Regions from separate parts of the Homo sapiens genome. Here region 1 is linked to region 2. A link is a loop called in an ENCODE intact Hi-C map of the cell type or tissue named here. Cell type or tissue: heart right ventricle. All regions are shown on one strand. Links, peaks and the distances in the headings refer to the core of each region. The heading gives the core; the rest is flanking DNA.

Evidence for each region. Hi-C counts contacts between places; a loop is a spot of excess contacts. Peaks named below come from ENCODE experiments on the same cell type or tissue, not always from the same donor. Only the 100,000 strongest peaks of a DNase experiment are listed, where the experiment ranks them.
Region 1: it touches region 2 in a loop (4-fold over the local background); 8 of 110 quality-filtered maps call a loop at or near these places.

The regions. Positions count from the first base shown.
Region 1 is chr6:148,161,401-148,173,231 of GRCh38, forward strand. No RefSeq gene overlaps it. Among named protein-coding and RNA genes, the nearest start is that of SASH1, 180 kb to the right of the region's middle. In heart right ventricle, for the core only: a CTCF peak has its summit at 5,149 (motif pointing left); no DNase peak of the experiment used is centred there.
Region 2 is chr6:147,645,821-147,657,651 of GRCh38, forward strand. It overlaps a transcript of SAMD5 not described here. Among named protein-coding and RNA genes, the nearest start is that of SAMD5, 140 kb to the left of the region's middle. RefSeq lists an enhancer at 8,983-9,152. In heart right ventricle, for the core only: a CTCF peak has its summit at 5,803; a DNase peak (open chromatin) is centred at 5,771; H3K27ac peaks cover 1,144 bases.

The sequences.
Region 1 (11,831 bases), core at 1,323-9,322, 510 kb after region 2:
TGCCTAATTGCCCTGGCCAGAACTTCCAACACTATGTTGAATAGGAGTGGTGAGAGAGGGCATCCCTGTCTTGTGCCAGTTTTCAAAGGAAATGCTTCCAGTTTTTGCCCATTCAGTATGATATTGGCTGTGGGTTTGTCATGGATAGCTCTTATTATTTTGAGATACATCCCATCAATACCTAATTTATTGAGACTTTTTAGCATGAAGGGTTGTTGAATTTTGTCAAAGGACTTTTCTGCATCTATTGAGATAATCATGTGGTTTTTGTCTTTGGTTCTGTTTATATGCTGGATTACATTTATTGATTTGCATATATTGAACCAGCCTTGCATCCCAGGGATGAAGCCCACTTGATCATGGTGGATAAGCTTTTTGATGTGCTGCTTGATTTGGTTTGCCAGTATTTTATTGAGGATTTTTGCATCAATGTTCATCAAGGTTATTGGTCTAAAATTCTCTTTTTTGGTTGTGTCTCTGCCCGGCTTTGGTATCAGGATGATGCTGGCCTCATAAAATGAGTTAGGGAGGATTCCCTCTTTTTCTATTGATTGGAATAGTTTCAGAAGAAATGGTACCAGTTCCTCCTTGTACCTCTGGTAGAATTCGGCTGTGAATCCATCTGGTCCTGGACTCTTTTTGGTTGGTAAGCTATTGATTATTGCCACAATTTCAGATCCTGTTATTGGTCTATTCAGAGGTCCAACTTCTTCCTGGTTTAGTCTTGGGAGAGTGTATGTGTCGAGGAATTTATCCATTTCTTCTAGATTTTCTAGTTTATTTGCGTAGAGGTGTTTGTAGTATTCTCTGATGGTAGTTTGTATTTCTGTGGGATCAGTGGTGATATCCCCTTTATCATTTTTTATTGCGTCTATTTGATTCTTCTCTCTTTTTTTCTTTATTAGTCTTGCTAGCGGTCTATCTATTTTGTTGATCCTTTCAAAAAACCAGCTCCTGGATTTATGAACTTTTTGAAGCGTTTTTTTTTGTCGCTATTTCCTTCAGTTCTGCTCTGATTTTAGTTATTTCTTGCCTTTTGCTAGCTTTTGAATGTGTTTGCTCTTGCTTTTCTAGTTCTTTTAATTGTGATGTTAGGGTGTCAATTTTGGATCTTACCTGCTTTCTCTTGTGGGCATTTAGTGCTATAAATTTCCCTCTACACACTGCTTTGAATGTGTCCCAGAGATTCTGGTATGTTGTGTCTTTGTTCTCGTTGGTTTCAAAGAACATCTTTATTTCTGCCTTCGTTTTGTTATGTACCCAGTAGTCATTCAGGAGCAGGTTGTTCAGTTTCCATGTAGTTGAGCGGTTTTGAGTGAGTTTCTTAATCCTGAGTTCTAGTTTGATTGCACTGTGGTCTGAGAGACAGTTTGTTATAATTTCTGTTCTTTTACATTTGCTGAGGAGAGCTTTACTTCCAAGTATGTGGTCAATTTTGGAATAGGTGTGGTGTGGTGCTGAAAAAAATGTACATTCTGTTGATTTGGGGTGGAGAGTTCTGTAGATGTCTATTAGGTCCGCTTGGTGCAGAGCTGAGTTCAATTCCTGGGTATCCTTGTTAACTTTCTGTCTCGTTGATCTGTCTAATGTTGACAGTGGGGTGTTAAAGTCTCCCATTATTATTGTGTGGGAGTCTAAGTCTCTTTGTAGGTCACTCAGGACTTGCTTTATGAATCTGGGTGCTCCTGTATTGGGTGCATATATATTTAGGATAGTTAGCTCTTCTTGTTGAATTGATCCCTTTACCATTATGTAATGGCCTTCTTTGCTCTTTTGATCTTTGTTGAGCTCCTGAAGGAAGCACTAAACATGGAAAGGCACAACCGGTACCAGCCACTGCGAAATCATGCCAAAATGTAAAGACCATCGAGACTAGGAAGAAACTGCATCAACTGACGAGCAAAATAACCAGCTAACATCATAGTGACAGGATCAAATTCACACATAGCAATATTAACTTTAAATGTAAATGGACTAAATGCTCCAATTAAAAGACACAGACTGGCAAATTGGATAAAGAGTCAAGACCCATCAGTGTGCTGTATTCAGGAAACCCATCTCACGTGCAGAGACACACATAGGCTCAAAATAAAAGGATGGAGGAAGATCTACCAAGCAAATGGAAAACACAAAAAGGCAGGGGTTGCAATCCTAGTCTCTGATAAAACATGTCTTTCTTTACATGGTGGCAGCAAGGAGAATAGTGAGCAAAAGGGGAGAAAGGCCCTCATAAAACCATCAGATCTCATTAGAACTCACTCACTACCACGAGAACAGCATGGAGGTAACTGCCCCATTGATTCAATTACCTCCCACCAGGTCCCTCCCATGACACATGGGGACAATGGGAATTACAATTCAAGATGAGATTTGGGTGAGGACACAGACAAACCATATCACTTTTAGTCCTTGCTTCCTTGGGGAATTTCTTTTTCTTATGTCCTATACCTTCAGTAACCTCATAGCCATATCTTCTACTAACTTCTCAGCACATTGTAGAAAATATTGCTTTTAACCATTACGTTAGTATTTTTAAAATAAGAAAGAAAACTGGATTTGGCAAAAAAAAAAAAAAAAAAAGAAGAAGAAGAAGAAGAAAGAGTTGTATAGTACTTCTATAATGTTTGTAGTAAAAGAATAGTTAATATTTTTGTTATTAGAAAATTGAAGTTACTCGTGGTTTCCCAAAGCTGTGATCTTACCTTTTATATTTGTCTTCAAACTCCCTACTTTTCTCCAATCCCTGATGTTTGAATCACTTCAGACTCTCAGGAAAAGGATTTTAGATGTTAGAAAGTTTGGAGACCAAATGCAGATTTATACGCAGTTCCAAATACAAACATGGAAGTGAAGATGGCCAGAGATTTTACTGTAAAATTAACCTACTTAGGAATGTTTTAGCTTCCTGTATTAAAGGGCATAAATTCCTGTCTTAACAAATACACATATATGTTCATTATATGGCAAATGCCTGTTGATGCAGAAAGGTTGAGGATGTGATATGCTGATAAACTGAACATTCTAGAAATGAATTCACTACATTCAGCACATGAAATGAAAATGTCCACGTTCAATGCAGAACACTGAGCAGTATCACAAAGACTTTAATCTCTGGCAATCTGAAGGCACATCAGGGTCCACCCTCCAACCATAGTCACCCCTCTCTGGGCATCAGCTGTCATCATCCAGTGTTGTGGTCCTGGAGATTAGCCTGAAACTGCCTGATCTTACCCTGTGACTGCTCTGGAAATTGCACTTTTGAATCCACTCCCCAATAACTATTTGTTCACTTCACATTTTTCCTTTATGCACAACGATCTAGTCAGAAGTGGGTGGAGAGAAACCCCCACCACTGGGTTGCTTTCGTTGCTGAGATAACATTGGGACTGAGAACTGGGTCTTCAATGATGACTCATGAAGCCTGTGCTACCTCCACACTCCCGGTGGCTGTGGCTCTGGGAGCACACGTGGTGGCCTGGGCCTCATAGGTCACCACCAGCAGGAAAGCAGCTGGGAGCCCAGCTCCTATGAGGCCCATAGTAGCCATCTTTGTATACAAAGACCTGCCTGTTTTGTGTCCATTCCAATACTGCATTTAAGAGCCTTTCTGCCTTCTCTGGCAATGTTATGTGTGCTGAATACTACATGTATCAAGAAGAAAGGAATGGAAACCTCCATGACAGTATTCGGCTACCTCTTCAGATAATTTACCCAAATCTTTCAGATACATTTAAACAATTCTTTTGTCTATGATTTAACTGTTACAAATAATGCCAGTGTTCAAATCTGAAAATATTCTTCACATAGCTGGCGTTGCCATTCTCTACTTACAATCCCACTGTGACTCTAGGCATATAATGTTCTTTTGCATAAAATGTTCTTCTGCCTTTATCTCTCTTCTCTGCTTCCTGCCAAGCTTCCATTCCAATGTCCCTCCATTCCCTTTCCAGTCAGAGACCAGGTGCTTCTCTGCCTGCCTTGCTAATCTCTCCTGCATCCATTCACCTGTCTCCATACCCCTGCTATTATCCTAGCCAGGCCTGTAATTTTTAGAGCTGAAAAGAACCACCTCGTCCAAGCCTTTGCTTTCGAATGAGGAAAATCACCTAAAGAAATGAAGTTAATGGTCGTTGCTTCAGGACTGTAGCTTGAATATGACCATAACACCACCTTTCTCTAGACCTATACACACTATCACACAGCCAGTGTCTCTCCACCTCAATACATCCTGCAGAGATTCCAGGCTGTTCTTTCTGAGCCACTGCCACTAGGCTCCTTCTCAGCTCAAAACCTTTAGTGATCCTCCATTGCCTCCAGAAAAAAATCCAAACTTCTAAAACTCACATTCAACCATCAAGCTCACTCTTCCCAATCCTACCCTTTAGATACACTTTGCAACCAAGTCAACTGACCTATTCATCCCCAGGTATTCTTCACCTGTCCAGGTGAGCTTTTACTCTCACACCTATGTGCAGGCAACTCACAAGTCTGGGTCCCACTCCTAGGTGAGAGCAAATATTGAGTGCCCCACTTTCCAAGAATGCCTTCCTGGTTCCCACCAATTAAAAATCATCTCTCCTCTACTATTAGTGACACAGTTTCTCATTCATATCTCCCTTATGTCACCCATTAGCTTGTATAACAATTTTGTGAACACACTCACTTGGATAGTCTCTGTAGGTCTAAAGCTTCTTACAGAGAAGATCCTAGTGTGTTTCACTTTTGCATATAGTACCCACAACTCTTGCTTATAGCACCCACTCACCTAGGATTCAGAAATGAACCAGTTTGTTCATATATTTCCAAGTTATTAGCCAGTAAAGTTAGAACTCTCTAATTTCTCATAATCAAATGTTAACTTTTTGTTCATCCTTTTTGTTAGATGCAGTTGAGATGGAGACGATATTATTTTTGTTAGGATACACAGCTGAACTGTTAGGATAAACAGTGTAACTGTCACCCACTTGAAGATATTTTAAATTAATTATATACTAGTAGACGTATTTGACATAAAGTGTAAAACAATGTAAAACATCAAATAAATAAAATTTTTCTTCTAAAGGAAGTCTCACCCCCACCCCTTCCATACACACACATTTACACACAAAAGACTAAAGTTATCATAGAAACTCATCAAACGTTTACTGCCATCTTGTGGACAGACAGACATTAGCAAAATACCCAAAAGAAATAACAGCCTTTTATTTGCCTAAGCGGCCTCTACTTAAATGCTGTGTGATTAAACCAAAGGAAGCAGCCTCTTCGTTAATTAAACCATTTGCCCAGAAAGTGGTTAGTCAATGCCAGGGAAGCCTTTGTTAATTGTTCTTTATCATTACAGAACCCTAAAATGGTTGTCAGAAATGTGCATACAAATTATCTTCGTGTTCTCATTCCGAATATCCAAGAAGGGGTGGGAGCAGGGGCAGGTCAGGAAAAGGTGACTGGGTACATTTGTATAGGCTTTGCTTCCTGGAGCAAAAAAGCACAAGAAATCTTTTAATTAATGCATTAGCAATTAGCAGTTTGCACCCCAAAGTACACAATTTACTCTTGATGGTTCAACAGTCTCCTTGATAAATTGCTCCCAAACAAGTAGACATCGAAGATGAAGAAATGCCTGTTTCTCCACGTTACTGTAAAATCTGTGATTCACAGAAGGGACTACCAATGGCCATATTATTACCACTTGCATATTGGAATTTAAATTAATCCATAAGAAATGGGCATGAAATAGGGCTAACAAAATAAAATATTACTCAGCCTCCCGAGTAACTGGGACTACGGGCATGCGCCACCGAACCGGGCTAATTTTTGTATTTTTAGTAGAGACCAGGTTTTACCATGTTGGTCAGGTTTGTCTCAAACTCCTGACCTCAAGTGATCCGCCTGCCTCGGCCTCTCAAAGTGCTGGAATTATAGGCATGAGCCACCGCATCCGTCCTGGGAGGTTTTCTTTTTGTGTTAAATATAGTCCTTATTCAAATACAAAGCTGGACCATAGCTCCACACGTTTTCATGCTATTACTTTGTCTCCAGGGTACTTTATTGCTTTCTGCTGGCCTATAATGAAACTCATATGTGGCACTGAACTTAAAGAAATGATTTCTTATATGAATAAAACTAGATCTCAAAGAGAACCAACCAAGGTGTGTAGAGCAAAGCTGACCCATGTAGCAGGCACTTTCCCTGCCGTGTCCCCACCCCTCTGCCCTTCCCTGTTTTGGTTCTCTGGGCCTCAGGATCACTGTGTTTTGCATTTCTTTCTTTCATCCTTGCCTGCTTGTGTTAATCACTCTAGGAAACTTGTTTAGACGTTAGCTGTCAGATAAGGCCATCCCCAGCAGTCAGAAGAGAATCGAATATTCACTTATTTATTCACGGAGCCAAAATGTATTGACCACTTACTAGGTACCAGTTTCTCTGTAGACATAAGGATCTGAAGGTTCAGAATCACTCACCTGCATCTGCTCAGGCTGAGGGGAGTCAAATAGAAGACAGGAACAGAACGGCCTGGTAGGTGCAATGCCAGAGGTCTGTGCACAGGGTTGGCGGCAGCTTGCTGTACTAGATGTAAGGTGCATGGGGAGGAAATCAAGGGTGGCTGTCCTGAAGAGGTCAGGGAAAGGCTCATGCTAAAAGTACCTTTGCTCCATGTCAGGAAGCTTGACTGTTATGCTCCTGGAGAGTGGTCGTTGATGGTAAGTGACTTCGCCAGAGTTTCAGTTCACTTCTTTGGGAGCAATAGAAATGTAAGAAGGGAGAGGATACATGCAAAGGGATCAAGACTGGAATCAGGAAGAGTCGGCCAGGCACAGTGGCTCAAGCCTGTAATCCCAGCACTTTGGGAGGCCGAGGCGGGCAGATCACCTGAGGTCAGGAGTTTGAGACCAGCCTGGCCAACATGGTGAAACCCCGTCTCTACTAAAAATAAAAAAATTAGGCAGGCATGGTGATGGCCATCTGTAATCCCAGCTACTTGGGAGACTGAGGCAGGAGAATCACTTGAACCCAGGAGGCAGAGGTTGCAGTGAGCCAAGATTGTGCCACTGTACTCCAGCCGGGCAACAGAGTAAGACTCTGTCTCAAAAAAAAAAAAAAGAAAGAAAGAAAGAAAGAAAGAAAAAGAGTTGTTATGAAAGTCTTCCATAAATCCTGGCTACCATGGTCATATCCTGAGGCAGGCAGTGGAAATGGAGAAGACAGCTACTCAGCTCTTAAAGAGGTAGAAATAGCAAGGTTTAGTGACAGGTTGAATATGGATTCTGATTGCAAAGTGTTGACAATGACGCTCTGGTTTCTGTCTTGGGTGACTATGTGAAGTGTGGCGCTAGGAGGGAGAAAAAGTAATATCTTTTTCTCACTCATCACAGTTCATGGCTGAGACCCCTATCACAAAACACAAATTAACAAGAGGAAAGCATAGAGATTTATTTAACCTAACTTTTACCTGACACAGGAGACTTCGAAAATAAAGACCGAAAGAAATGAGGATATCTGTGTATTTTTATGGACAGTCCTGCAGAAGTATGATTGGAGGACAAACGGGTATGATCTAATGATAACAAACTGGGGGAAGCGGAGCAAGGCCTGTTTGTTCAGATTCTTCTGGGCATCTCTGTGTGACAGCCTTTCCCCCCCAAGTACAGGACAGGAAAGGGAATAATTAATGGTGAAAGCTCTAAGAGGAAGTGGGAGGAACAGGGGAGTATTTGAAATTAGCTTTGAATGGAAGGAAAGATATCTGGAAGTGAGGTTACAAGAAAAGATGGGTGTACATACAATTAAGTCTGTAGGTGGGAGGGTGAGAAGACGCTTCATTATCAACATGACAGTAATTAAATGCATCCTCAAACAGATCAGTTTGAAATGCCTCCTACTGTGAATAGACAAACTTGTTACGGAAACATCTCAGGAGACTCCTTGCAGGAAGGATGGGTAGATAGATGCTCCGATTCCTCCCGGTTTCTGCTTTGCCTTTACTTCCCTAATTTCACCCCACCGCCAGTGCTAACCTATTTTCAACTCAGAGCGGTTCTTGCCAAGATAGGTAGTGTTCTTTTTCTACATCCATTACTATTTTATCTTCTTGATCGCCTTCATCAGTACACATTTTCATGAGAATGCTTCCATGTTAGGTTTTATGAGAAGCCATGGAGGCTGCCTCCTGCCTTCTGTACATTGGTGATTTGACAAACAACAGTGATCTAGATGGAGGAGCTAAATATTAAACACATGACAATGCCATTGAAGATTATCTCAATTCTATGTGTGTGTGCGCACGCGTATGTGTGTCTATACGTAAATTTGGGGAGGGGAGGGGTAACCATTGCCTCCGTTTGCAAAGCTCAGTGCTTTCATTGGCGCTACCTTTTCATCCCAGGACAGTTTTGCTCGCACACACCAATTGTAGCTCCTTTTAAGGCGCTGAACTCTGATGTGTCGGCTGCTAGTATTGCCTGGAAACCAGCAGCACTGTGGTCATTCTTCAGGCTCCCTTTATATTGTTCTGGTAACATCCCCTGCTGTGAAGATTTCTCTGGCTCTGTCTGCTACAAATGTAGGGGATAGATATAATGCTGTCTCAGTCATTGTCACCTTTCTGAGCAGTACAGGCACGCTATGCAACACACGTGCAGTCAATTTAATAGGCATGACCGCTCTAGAAACTTTGGAGAAACAGCCAGCCTGGCCTCCTCACAAACTGTCTTTATTGGCCAGATTTCCACACTCAGAACCATCTCTGATTGTTTCTGTCCTGTTAAATATGAAATTGAGAAGTTCAAATGACAGCAAAGTGAAGCTTTTTGTACTTAAAGGTGTTGAAACTTACTCTTGACAAGGTCTATTTTAGGCTTTCATTTCATAAAAAAAAAAAACATGATCCACAATAAACTTTGATGACCCCACACATTGATCTGTTAGCAAGATCATCGCCTCATTTTCCTGCTAGAATCATCAAACACAATCTGTTCCTTTGGGGAGTGCTTTAAAAACATATAACCCTAATTGGAACTGTCTAGAGGTGTTTTGTTAGCTATCTTTCAGCCCCTTCTTTAAAAGCTGCATATTGCTACTGATAAGCACAGAAACTTTGGAATCAGACAGACCTACTGACCCACCCAGATATGTCACTCCTGTCCCAAACCTGTCTTCATCTATCAGAAGGCCAATACTATTTGCCACCCTGTCACAACTGTGTTATCATCATGTACTGAAACCCTATAGGGAAAGTAACTAACACAGTGCCTGCCTCATAGTGAGGGCTTGGTAAACATTAACTTAGGGAAAGACTTTTTTTTTTTTTTTTTTTTTTACTTTAAGTTCTGGGATACATGTGCAGAATGTGCAGGTTTGTTACATAGGTATACACGTGCCGTGGTGGTGGTTTGCTGCACCCATCAACCCGTCGTCTAGGTTTTAAGCTCCACGTGCATTAGGCATTTGTCCTAATGCTCTCCTTCCCTTGCCCCCACTCCACAACAGACCCCGGTGTGTGTTGTTCCCCTCCCTGTGTCCATGTGTTCTCATGTTCAACTCCCACTTAGGAGTGAGAATATGTGGTGTTTGGTTTTCTGCTTCCTGTGTTAGTTTGCTGAGACTCATGGCTTCCAACTTCATCCATGTCCCTCCAAAGGACACGATCGTATTCTTTCTTACGGCTGCATAGTATTCCATGGTGTATTTGTGCCACATTTTCTTTATCCAGTCTATCATTGATGGGCATTTGGGTTGGTTCCAAGTATTTGCTATTGTAAATAGTGTTACAGTAAACATATGTGTGTGTGTGTCTTTATAATAGAATGATTTATAATCCTTTGGGTATAGACCCGGTAATGGGATTGCTGGGTCAAATGATGTTTCTGGTTCTAGATCCTTGAGGACTTTTATTGAGGGAAGACAAGGGGGAGGAGAAAGTAGGATACAGGTCCTGCAAAAGGAAAGAGCCTAGGTCTTTGTTCTGCTATATCCCTTGTGGGCTACTATAACAAGGAAAAATTCCTGTGTGTAAAAAGTCTTGTGTCAGGCAGAGTTTTTTACTTGGACTATTGAAGATTTTTTTTCTTTCTTTCTTTGTTTTTACTATATAAATACTGTGACTCTTGCAACTGATCATGTTTTCCTCTTCATATTTTATGCCAGAAAGCCAACTACAAGCAAAACTCTTTTTTGATACTAATCTCACTTCTGGCACTATCTGATTTTCATGCACATTTTTTCCTTGCCTTACTTTTTGTTTTTATTTTAAATCCATATGAGATAGCTATATTATGTGCAACCATGTAAGCTGCTCTAAATCACTTTTTGGATAAAGGATATCCTTGATAAAAAATAAATAATGGATAGCCATATTTTTCCCTTTGGGTTCTAGTTTGGAATAATCCATTATTTATCTCAGAACTCAGCAAGTCAGAATCTTGCTCCAAGCCAGCAAAATCATCTAAGAGAATGCCCCAGAATTACTGCAGAGGTCACCTTTAGGCATGAATGGACAATGCGTTTCAAATGGCCCATTCATTCTGTCCTTGGCACAGATGCTGTTGTGGATAATTATTTTGATGCTAATATATGTGTATATCTTTTTTAATGTGGATACTAGACTGAAAAATTGGACTGAGACCAATAATCAACAGATGGCAATCACTCGGGGTCATGACTATTCTGGGCCACATTTTCACTGGTGACTTTCAATTATATTGAGACTTATAGTCCCAATCTGGCCTAGCAGTATCTCCCCCATTGTCTGCATACCCACTCAGCACCATCCCACTGTGACAGTCTGTGAATACTCTCCTTACAAGAAAAAAGACTTTCCTGTATGTGACTGCACAAGAGTCCCAAAGTAAAGATTGTAGAAATATTTCACCATCAGTGAACTTGAAATATCCTGTATTTTTATTTCTTAGTGTTATTACACTTAGTGTAAGTGATGCTTCAAAACCTATTCTTTTTAAAAAGCATCTGTCTCAAGGAGTATCATTTGGAAATAGCATGAAAAAAGTGTCGTAGGTCACTGCAAAAGTAGATTTGACCTGTGTCAGTCATATTTGAATGATTCGGTTTAATCTCACACTTTGCTATTGAACACATACTCTTTTCAAGCCACTCTGTGTGTGCTACAGGATGACAGCTCTGAAGGAGTCCATGATTCAGGTGGGTACAACATTGTCTCATTATGATATGTAATACGGAGGACATAGTGATGAGGATTTCCCATCATGCCTCCCTTTACTGTTTAGAGCCATATTCATGCAATAATAGGAAGCAGCTGAGGCAGCTGTCATCCCAGAGGCAGCTCAGTCATGCCCCAAATACCTTGGTTGGGACCTCTTGAACAAGAGTGATAGGATATGCAACTCAACCTAGATTAAGCAAAAATGGGGAATTTACTGGCCAATGTAATGGAAAACTCAGGGCCTGGAAGCTACTTCAAAATATTTTAATCTCATGACTCAAACAATGTCACCAGGATCCCATCTTCCTCTCTCAGAACCTGTAGCTCTGCCTGCCTGTGCTGGCTTCAGCCTCAAACACATCCTGGCTACTTGGCAGCCCCAGAAGCTCTATTGTTACTTCCTTACAACTATGAGGGAAAAGGCATCTTCTCTTTCCCAGTTGCTTCAATACAAGTTCTGGGATTCATTCCGATTTGCTGAACTTGATCATCCCCATATTAGTTTGCTAGGGCTGCGTAACAAAGTACCCCACACTGTGTGGCTTAAACATCAGAGATATATTGTCTCACAGGTCTAGAGGCCTGAAGTTGATCAGGATGTCAGCAGAGTTGGTTCCTTCGGAGGCTGTGAGCCTCTGCTCCCTGCCTCTCTTCC
Region 2 (11,831 bases), core at 2,083-10,082:
TTTCACAATAAATTAACACTCCAGGTTTTTAGGTGAAACTTTGCCATCTAATGAAATACATCCACGGGCCGGAACTGGCTCTCGGATCATCAGTTTGTGATAGACTAGGATCATTACCAGTGGCTTAGTATATGTCAAGTTCTGTGTCAACTGTTATCTTTGTCTCTATTTCTATATCTGTCTGTCTGTCTATGTATCTATCTATGTATCTATCTATCTATCTATCTATCTATCTATCTATCTATCTATCTATCTAGTCTTATCTATTCACAGTTGACCCTTGAACAATATGGGGGTTAGAGGTGCCAACCCCCTGTGCAGTCAAAAATTCAAGTATAGCTTTGACTCCCTCAAAACTTAAAGTACCAATACTCTACTGGTGACTGGAAGGAAGCCTTACTGATAACATGAGTAGTCAATTCATAGACCAGCGTGGTGGTATGTGCAGTGAGCCATGATCATGCCACTGCACTCCAGCCTGGGCGACAGAGTGAGGCCCTATCGCAAAAAAATAAAATGAGAGATACATTTGCATCAATTGTTTATGCTTCATGGATTCTTAAATATTCAATCCTTCTTGACCTGTTCGGTTTCCACTTATGTTTATTGGTAACTATCACTTCTTAATCTCAAAGGATTTCGATTGGCCTGTTTATGTCTCATGCTTAATAATATCCAGCTTGATACAGTACTTGTGTACTGTAGTATGCTAAACTAGAGAGCTTATCGTTATCACTGCACAATAATCTGTAGAAAACTTTGTAATTTGAAAACTTCAGGTGGCACTTGTAGTGTTGTATAAATATATGCAGAAATAAAACCATATTCAGAATTATTTCTTTTAGAATTAGAGTAATCATGCTTTAGAAAAAACTGCATTTCTTATCTCTTTTAATGTGTATAAAATAAACTTGAAATTTCACTTTGGGTTACCATAGAAAATAGTTGATCATATATATTTTGTGTTATATGTATTACACACTGTGCTCTTAAAGCAAGCCAGATAAAAGAAAATGTTATTAAGAAAATCATAAAGGCCAGGCGTGGTGGCTCATGCCTGTAATCCCAGTACTTTGGGAGGCCAAGGTGGGTGTATCACCTGAGGTCAGGAGTTCAAGACCAGCCTGGCCAACATGGTGAAACCTCATCTCTAATAATAATAATAATAATAATAATAATAATAATAATAATAATAAAATAGCTGGCCATGGTGACAGGCACCTGTAATCTCAGCTACTCAGGAGGCTGAGGCAGGAGAATTGCTTGAACCTGGGAGGTGGAGGTTGCAGTGAGCTAAGATCATGCCATTGCACCCCAGCCTGAGTGACAAGAGCAAAACTCCACCTCAGAAAAAGAAAATCATAAAGAATAGAAAATACATTTATTACTCATTAAGTAAAAATAGATCATCATAAGGTTCTTTATTCTGTCATCTTCATGTTGAGTGGCTGAAGGGAGGAAGAAACATTTAAAACATAGAACAGGCCAGAAATGGTGACTGAATAGATGCAGGGGATGATCAAGATGAGGTTAAGTTTTCTGGTTTAATTAATTGTGCAGTTGGTGAAACCATTCACCAAGATTTGGAGCTTGAAAGAGGGGGGTTTGAAGGGGGTGGCTGATGAAGCAATCAGGTTTGGATGGGTTGAGTCCGAGTTTCAGGTGCCAGTGGGACATTCAAGTGGAAATTTCCAGAAGTCATTTGGAGAGGTTTGATGCTCTAGGGAGCAACTTAGGCTGGATAGATGATTATAAGTGGTAGATAGTGAGGGAAAATATGGAAGAGGATGAGTTGGCCACAGTAGGGTGTGTATTAAGAAGCAGCACAAACACTTTGAGAGTATTAGTTCCAGACATTGTGAGTTGCTAAAAGCAGCCTTCATTAGGGCTTCTTGATGCCCTGGCAAGATGTCACTCTGAACAGATAGAATATCAGCACCCTTCAGAATTCACCTTCCAAGAGGAAATTTAGGCAACTTGAGAGGCATCGCTCACTGAATAACTCACACCCTCTTCTGAAAATGTAGCCTTTGAGCTTATCTCAGTAAAAGATAATGCCTCTACAATTTAGGTAACAGAGTGTTGATGTTCACTCAAACCCGTTCTTCTGTTGGACCACTACAAGAGATTAAGTAAATTGATCAAGGTTACGTGACAGAATTTGAACCCAGGTCTGTAGGTCTTGACTTCAACCCATGATCAGTTAGGTTGATCCTGTTAGTGGGGAGACTTCCCTCTAAGGCCAGCTGTCTGTTTTATAGAAGCAGATTTGTGAAATGCATCAGTGCATGTATTAGTCCTTTTTCACACTGCTATAAAGACCTCCTGAGACTGGATAATTTATAAAGGAAGGAGATTTAATTGACTCCGTGTTCAGCATGGCGAGGGAGGCCTCAGGAAACTTACAGTCATGGCAGAAGGCAAAAGGAAGTGAGGCATCTTCTTCACAGGGCGGCAAGAAGGAGAATGAACACAGGAGGAACTACCAAACACTTAAAAAACCATCAGATCTCGTGAGAACTCACTCATTATCATGAGAACAGCATGTGGGAAACTACTGTCATGATTCAATTACCTCCACCTGGTCTCTCCCTGTATATGTGGGTATTATGGGGATTACAATTCAAGCTGAGACGTTGGGTGGAAACACAGCCAAACAACATCAGTGCATAAACTAGTCCACTTCCAATAAAGGAGCTCAAAGCCTCTGGCTGACAAGGGTCCACCCCCACTGTCATCCTCCTTTTAGCTGATGTACAAGACCTTACAACCATTCTTCTGCTAGAAATAGAAAACTCTGAAAGAGATATAAACAGTAGTCTCAACTTTGGATCCTCAGATTTGGAGATGATGTGTCTAAAATATCTCTGTTCAGGTGGGAGAAATGTGCTTGGTACTCTTTTGGCTGCATCTGCAAGTCATCAAGAAACATAAAGAAAGTAATTGGTCCAAAACTTTATTTGGAATTGTAGTTCAATCAAAAATTTACTTTTAACTTCTGCATTTATGTACCAGTTAAAAGGCACTGGCCAATGATGCTTCACTATATACATTTAATTACCATAAAAACTTGATAGAAAACATTATTTTTCTTCCACACTAACATTGCATTAAACTTTAGCCATTTGAACTGATAAAAGCCATCACCCTGCAATGAAGAATTAATCGTGGAAGTGCATTCAAATAAGAGAATATTTTTTAGATGACCTCTGTTGGATTCTTATTAGCAATGTTTATGTTCCATGTAATGTTTTCCATATGCCGTTACTGTTTGAAAGTTTGGTCTTGCATTTATTCTTCTCACCAGCTGTGGAAGTCCAGACCCTAGGCAGCAGCTTCTACCCAAATGCCTGCATAATCTGGCATTCTGGCCACCAGAACTATTTATTTTATTTTAGTTTAGTTTTGTTTTTCATGGAATGAGGGTTTGGGTCACATATTTGTGAATATAATCATAAGCTTCAGATGTCTTTTATCTTTATGATGGGGCCATCTTGTCATATGCTTAGCTGACTTCCAATTTGCGGAATATTGGCATGTTTCATAGCTCTAAAGATAAAACCAAATATTCTAGAAAATTCACATGAAATGAATTATACTGTGACTTTTTCAAAATAGCTTCATTATTTTTATAAAAGGGATGTATGCTCAATGAATGAAAAGAAAGTCAGTTAATAAAAGTATAAACAAGCTGGGCATAGTGGCTCACACCTCTAATCCCAGCACTTTGGGAAGCCAAGGCAGGCAGATCACCTGAGGTCACGAGTTCGAGACCAGCCTGGCCAACATGACAAAACTCCGTTTCTACAAAAATACAAAAATTAGCCAGGCATGATGGCACATGCCTGTAGTCCTACCTACTCTGGAGGCTGAGGCAAGAGAATCGCCTGAACCCAGGAGGCAGAGTTTGTAGTGAAGTGAGATCGCGCCACTGCGCTCCAGCCTTGGCAATAGAGCGAGACAACGTCTCAAAAAAAAAAAAAAAAAAGTACCAACAGGTGGAAAAAAGCCACCTGAAACTTTACCAGCTGGGCAAGAACATGGCTCAGTGACCGCTCTCCCCAGAACTCTTGCTCTGTGAATATATTACCATGCCTTTTAAATGGTATTGTTTATTAATAAGGGTATAAGTGTACCTTATATGTTGACTTACAGAGAGTGACAAAATAATTTATTGCCTACATCTGGACACTTTGGAGAGTGAAAGGTGCTATTAACAATCAGACTGGCACAACAGATGTGTACCTGAACTGTCCCAGGCACCTTGAACTAGTATTGCCCTCCACTTAGACCCTTTACCATACACGAAGTTATTCATTTATTACGCATTCATTGAACATTTATTCAATGCCAGACATTAATTAATAAAGTTAATAAAACACACAAGGGCCTACAGTTCAGCAGAAGATAAAGTGTCACTCAGTAGGGACTGTGGTGAAGGACACCTGTCATATTGTAAGCCATATGGACTCTCAGGGAAGGTAGAGGTAACTTTCAAAGGATTAGTGGAGTTAGGGTGGCAAAGGAGGGGGCAAGGGGCATTCTCCCTACAGTAAGTGATTTATGCAAAGATTGGAAGCAACAGAGCATATGGGAATTGGGGAAACTGCAAAAGGCCCAGGATGGTTTGAACCTTTGGTGGAAAGAAGAGGAGTAGCTGAAGACGAGGCTGAACATGAACCGCCTGGTATGCAATGCTGTAGAGATTGGGTTTCACCCTAAGGACACGGGCATGTTTTAAACAGAGAAGTCATCAGACTTGCATTTTAGAATTCTGGATGAAGGTGTTACTCGTGGAAAAGATTGAGGTGTATCTGATGTGATTAAGGAGGTTGCATCAACGTGCAAGGGACAGGAGAGAGTTGTGGAGTCAAATTCAGGCACCAGTCTGGATGGTGGAAACATTCACAGAAACAGAACTTTCAGGGAGGAGATGGTTTGGGTGAAAGGGAAGAGGGTGATGCGGTTTCCATGTGTTCAGTTTCAGGCTCCAGTAGGGCATCCAGGCGGAGATACCTACCTGTGCAATTTTGGTTGGAACGCAGAAGACAGATCTAGGTCAGGGAGAGAGATTTTGGGAGTTGGTGGCTTTTAGGCATATTTAAAGCCATGGGAATTTGAGGCTAGTTGGATTTTTATTACTTATGAATTTCTATTAACTCTGGTTCAAGGTTATTGAATTTGTGATAGAGTTGAATAAATGGTAGCTAAAATTATGACATTTTGAAATGTATTCATCCCCACCCATATTCATGAAAGAAACATTTGTCTGGAAGATATAAAACGCCACTATTCAGAATGTATTGTCCAAAGGAATTGGCAAAGAGATTTTTAGCCAAAAATCAAACTTAGAACATTCCCCATTCTTTCCCTTTCATAATAGAGAAAAGTGATTAAAGCTCTTTGGCTAAAAATAGCAAACGATTACGGTCCAGCTCGCATTGTAGGAACAGGAAGCCTTTGGTTCATTGAACTCCACAAACAATCCCCACACATTGTAGCCACTGTAACTTTCTCCATTGCTAACTCTTTAACATATGATTTTCCCTCTGAGAGTTGCTGGTCTTGCTAGTTGCTATGGTCTGAATGTTTGTGTCCCTTCCAAATTCATATGTTGAAATCCTGACCCCCAGGGTGATGGTATTAAGAGGTGGGGCCTTTGGGGAGGTTGATTAGGTCATGAGGGAAGTGCTCTTATGAATGAGATTAGAGCCCTTACAAAAGAAGCACAGGGAAGCTCCTGGCCCTTTCCACCGTGTGAGGACACAGTGAGAAGGTGGCCATCTGCAGGCAGACACCAGAACCCAACCATGCTGGCACCCTGATCTCTGATTCCCCAGCCTTCAGATCCATGAGAAATATATTTCTGTTGTTTATAAGCCACCCGGTTTGAAGTATTTTATTATAGTGGCCCAAACAGATGAAGACTACTATTCAACTTTTACATAAAGAACAAAATTAAATCAGAGCAAGAATTATCAGAGAATATGGGAGCTGTGAGTCACATTAGAGATTCTTTTACCAACTGTGTCATTTTTCTAGACAAGGCAGCTGAAGACCAGAGTGATTCAGTGCTTTCCTCCAAGACCACACCCAGGCCCGCACAGAGTGGGGGTCGGAGTCCCACAGCTCAACACCAACCCCCGCATTCAGCCTCTTACCAGCCAGGCCCCTGTGGATGATTTTTGCCATTTAAAAGTCATTTGCTCTTTCACAATACTGATAAATAAAAGATCAGAATAACGTATCTTAATTGGTCAAAATGTAGGGACAGAAAATGAAAGGAGACAAAGGTGCATTTCTTACACAGTTGACTTAGGCTAGCATTTTCCACTGTAACTGCAAATATACAAAGTGTGTCATCTTTCTGGTTATATGTCCTTTACTTAATTGCACTAAAAGCTACTTGGTTTCATCAGAGGTTCCAAATATTGCCTCTGGTTTAATAGCTGAAGGTTTTTTTGTTTGTTTGGTTGGTTGGTTGGTTTTTTTTTAGAAAGTGACTTTTGAAACCATATTATAAGTGTTTTATAATAATTGCCTTTCTCCTCTCAACCTAGCAAAAACATATAGATAAAAGGACAATCAAGTAGAGATTCTGAGCTTTTATTAATTTTCTGTAATGCTATTGAACCAAAGCTCAAGGACATTGAGACACCATGGATCAGTAGCAATCATGGAGGAGGCTCCCTGGTTCAGTAGCAATGGTGGTCTAGACATGTGAGACACCATGGTTCAGCAGCAGTAGTAGGGGAGGCAGGAGACTGGACTGGCTGGCCAAGTGGCCTTCTGGGGCTCCTCATCTCGGATCCCTATGTATTCACTCCTGAATATGTCACAAGTATTGGGCTAGATTGTTTTTAAAGGTTCCTGGCAACTCTAACAGTTTATTATCCTACAGTCAAGACACACATTTTCATTTTATCACAATTTCTGATTCTTCACACTTTTTCTTATCCCATATGATGTGTTGGTGAATCCTGTCACTTTGTTTGGTCAGCATTAATGTACTATTTATTATTTATTTACTTGGTGCCAGCAACTGTCTTAGATGTCTTTTTGCCTGTCATTTTCTTCCATTCATTACAGCTGCCTCCTCTGAGCATTGAGAACCCCCAGAATTCAGCGACTTCGATTTGTTTGCCTCCCAGAGACTAAGCCAACCTTCCTAGTTTACACACAAAATGCTCCCACTTAAGTACATACTCTACCATATTCCTTCCTGAAAGTATAAATATACTTTCTGAGTAGTCCAAAGTGTTAATGTTTGATTATATTGATTTGGAATTAAAAAAATGAGAAGCAAGTTGAACAAATCATTTCACATTTAAAATCCACGTATTTCCTAGAAATGTACCAAATTTTGATCTAAATAGGAAGTAAGGTATTTTCAGAGATAAATACTTCAAAATGGAGTTAAATAGACTTGCTTTATACTCAGAGATTCAAATAAGAAGATGATCTAAAATTTGGTTACCTTATTATTTGTTTTTAATTCCATTTTCCTTTGATTGCCTCATTTATAAAATGGCAGCCAAAGACATTTTGGACAGTGAGAGTATGTGTCTGATGTGCATATCACAGCTATAAAGTGTGTACATGTGAAGACTTCACACATCCATATGCATGTTATCCGTGGCTCCGTCGAGCAGTCCTCCTCTTAATTATGCTTTATATATGCTTTGTGCAGCCAGGCATTGATCTTTCAAGTACCGGTGTCTGGTTCAAAGACTTGTAATTAGGCAGAAAGATCTGGTAAAATGGATTCTATGGAATTATTCAAATGCTCTGTGTGTATGAAATTGTTCATCTAGAATTATTTATCTGGAAAAAAAGACACTTTCAAATATGCACAGAGCCTATTTTTTTAAAAATTGTATTCCTTTCCATTATTTACTGATATTCCATGCACTTCTTGGACATTTGCAAATTGCAGGGCTTTGTTTTTTGTTTTTTCTGTTTCGATATGAAGCTGCTTTGTTCTTTCCTGTGGGCCTGTTAATTGGTGAGCTCTTTATCCATGAGATCAAGAATCAGGGGCTTTTTATTAACTCATTGTGAGCTCTAAGATATTCCCATGGGCATGGAGAAGAGAAGTTGCCTTTGAGACTTCATGCTTCTCCTATTCTTTTACAACACTGGTCACAGCCCAGAAGATGTAATCAACAATGACACGAATTTAATCCACAGTTTAGAATTAGAATCCCCTGATACTGAAAATTCTATAATGAGCCTTTTTGTCTTTTTTCCTTTATTTTGTTAGCATTTACAATTCCTTTTACTTGTGCACGCTTTCTCCTCCAGGATAAAATCCTGTTAGGGATTTTAAAATAAATAATTGAATTCTGCATTCTAGTTCTAAAAGCCATAAAAGGAACAATGTTTATTTTTCTGGAAGACATTGTCATGGTCTGTAGGTGGTGATGTGAAAATTCTTAGAATTTTCTTTCTTGAAGATGGAGAGACCAGTAAATTCCTCTTTTCTCTTTCACACATAAATACACCATCATCACATACCTTTCTATAAAAGTATGAATTTCTCCGCTAAGTAGTCTGAGAAATTATCTCTATACAAAGAGCTCCGTGGGGGATTTGCAGGGTTTGGAAGTGAAGAAGAGAATGAAAGGAGCCCCTGAACAGTTTCAGTGACTCTCAGGAATTTCAATTCTCCATTGCTACATGGCTTATTATTATTATTATTATTTTTACCAAAACATATGATACCCCTTTCTAGGCCACTACTGTTGCTCCATTTTAGCGTTTTCAGAGAATGTTTTTTCTTCCTTCTGATTAGCCTGTTTTTCTGCTCCTGCTGCCGCTGCTGCTGCTATCCTGATGTAAGTGCCTGTGAGTAAGCAGTGAGCTCCAGTGTACAGGGTTTATTTTTTTTCTCCATGATTCTCAACAGCTTTTCTATTAGAATGATTTTATGCCTGGATGGTTTGACTATCTTTTTCTCAAAAAAAAAAAAATATAAAACAAAGTGCAGGAAACCCAAAATACCTTCCCAACAATTAGAATTTTGCTTGTTGTCAGTTTGCCCTCCATCCTCCTAACTGAGTCACTAGAAGCATCTGGGTCAGCCTGGGGATTGGTGGCAGGCACGTCTGGGGTCCTTTTGATTGACAAGCACAATGAACCCAAGTGATCAGGACCATGAGTGATGATTCACCACATGTGTGTTTAGTTATCATCATCAAGGCACCTAGCAATTTTACTTCTGAACATTGAAACTCATTTTTGCTCTTTCCCTCTGTATTTTCCTTGCTTTCCCCACATTTTTTCCTGAAGAATATGTTGGTTCCTCTTAATGTTTCATTTCAGGCTAGTTTGGGCACACAAATTTTCCATTTCCCAAGATATTCTCAAAGTGAAGAAGGCACTTCTTCTGATATACACACAGAAACAGGCTTAACATGTAAGTGTAAAAAGAACACTTGACTAGCTGCTAAGCAACCTGCATGACAGGAGAGATTTTGTACTATCTTGCTATGTGACTTTAGGTAAGTCACTTTACTGGTCCTCATTTTTGTCACATGTATGCCTTTCCCAACTAAAAAATTCAATTATTTTTATTTGTATAAATTTTCTCTTCTGAAACAATATTTATGCATGTATATCCACGTTGCCCTAGTTTTTTTTATAATACCTTTAAGCATCTTAAAACTAGAATACTACTGAATGGACAGAAAAACAAATCTGTACACAGAGACATTCAGAGTGACTTTATTAATCAGAATCTGTGTAACAAAATCAGCTCTTGCAGTACATCATTATAGGTGGCACGACAAATGCTAAAGAATATTTATGTAATTTATTAATTACAATATCTACTTGATTCTCTAGAATTTCCACGTTAAGTAAACAGAGAGGTTGCAAACTCTTCACATCTTATGTCCAACTGATTTTTCATTGTAGTTTTCTAGTTACAAAGCTGTTTTCATTGTGAAAAAGTGTGTTAATCATATAATACAATGAATGTGACAATTAAAACAATATAAATGCAAAAATCATATAGGTTTACAGAAAGAATGAACTCAAGTGTAAAAGCATTAGATAAAAGAAAGAATAACACTTTCTAACATTAGAAGCCACAGTCTACAACAAGGTTATAGCAGTTATGGATATCTATGGACCAAATAACACAGCAACTGCCTACATAAAATAGAAACCAATGGAATAAAATGTAAACAAACACCAGAGTCATCTAATTATGGATCAAAATCCAGTATAAAATAAAGGTAGTATTTAAGACCATGAGATAGAGATGGTCTTTTTATAATAAATGGTGTTGGGACAACTGGAAAGCAATTTTGAAAAAGGTAAAATTAGATCTGTTGCTCATACCACACACAAAAATAAACTCCAAGTGCATCAGAGATCTGAAAGTGAAAAGAAATAACACTATACACACGCTAGCAGAAAACATGACCGAATCCCTCTACAACTTGAACACAGAGAGACTTTCTACTCTTTAAAAATCCCTATACAACAAAGCAAAAGATAAATGTGGCTCCATAAAAATAAAACTTTTGCAAGTCAAAAGCAAAAAATTGAAAACAAACAAATACACAAACTATCTACTCAAAATGGTAAACACCAAAAGCAAAGACGTTAAAAGACAAATGACCACTGGGAGAAAATATTTTCAGTGTTCTTTTCCCATAAAAGGCATATACCCCTAAGTTGTAAACATCTTTTAAAAATTAAAAGAAAAAATGAACAAAAACTTTATGAACGAATGAGCAAATAAATGAAGCAAGAATGCACAGAAAGACAACATATGAAAAGATGTTCAAATCTTCTTCTCATTGTAAGAGAAATGAAATTGGAACAACACCAGTACTATTTCTAATTCATTAGATTGGCAAACTTAGAAGTTTGACGATACATTCTGTTGGAGAGGATGTAAGGAAATAGGAGCTCTCCTACACTGCTGGTGGGAATAGCAAATGGTACCATTCCTATGAAGGAGGATTGGCAATATGTAACAAAATTGTATATGCATTTGGTTTCTATCCTAGCAATCCCGCTTCTAAGAATTTACTCTAAAGATAAACCTCCAACAATACAGTATACGTGTGTGTGTGTGTGTGTGTGTGTGTGTGTGTGTATCCATAAGGTATTCATTGTTCATTGAAGCATTTGTTGTAATTGCAAAATGTTGGAAACTACTTGAATGTCCAAGCATAGAGACCGGTTGTATAAAGCATAGTATTTATACGCACTGTGTATTAGGCAGCTGTAAAAAATATGAGGAATTTTCACTTCTATAATAAAGTGATTTCCAGGATATATACTGAAGTGAAAAAAGCTATGTGCAAGAGAGTATAAGGAAGCTACGTACTTTCTTATAGGTATGAAACAAGGAAAAATTAGAAAACATACTGATCTTGTGCTAGAGGGTAGAAAATGGTATAAAAGGCACATTTGGGACAACTGATAAAACTTGGAATATTAATTGTAGATTAGATACAATTATTACATTAATGTTAAATGTCCTGAAGTTGATAACTGTACTGTGGCCATGTAAGATAATAGCCCTATTCTTGGAGGGTAGAGAGCTTGGTCTATGTAATTTATTTTAATAAAGGGGTATGTAACCTACTTTCTAATACTCCAGGACAAACATGAGAGAGAGCGAGAGAGAGAGTGAGTAAGCGTGAGAAAGAGAAATGAAAGAGAGCACAGATAAGGCAATGAGGTAAAATGTTGAAACTAGGTGAAGCTGGTTGTCTTTGTCAGCTGAGGCTGCTATAACAAAATACCATGAATCAGGTGGCTTATAAACTACAGAAATTTATTTCTCACAGTTCTGGAGGCTCGGAAGT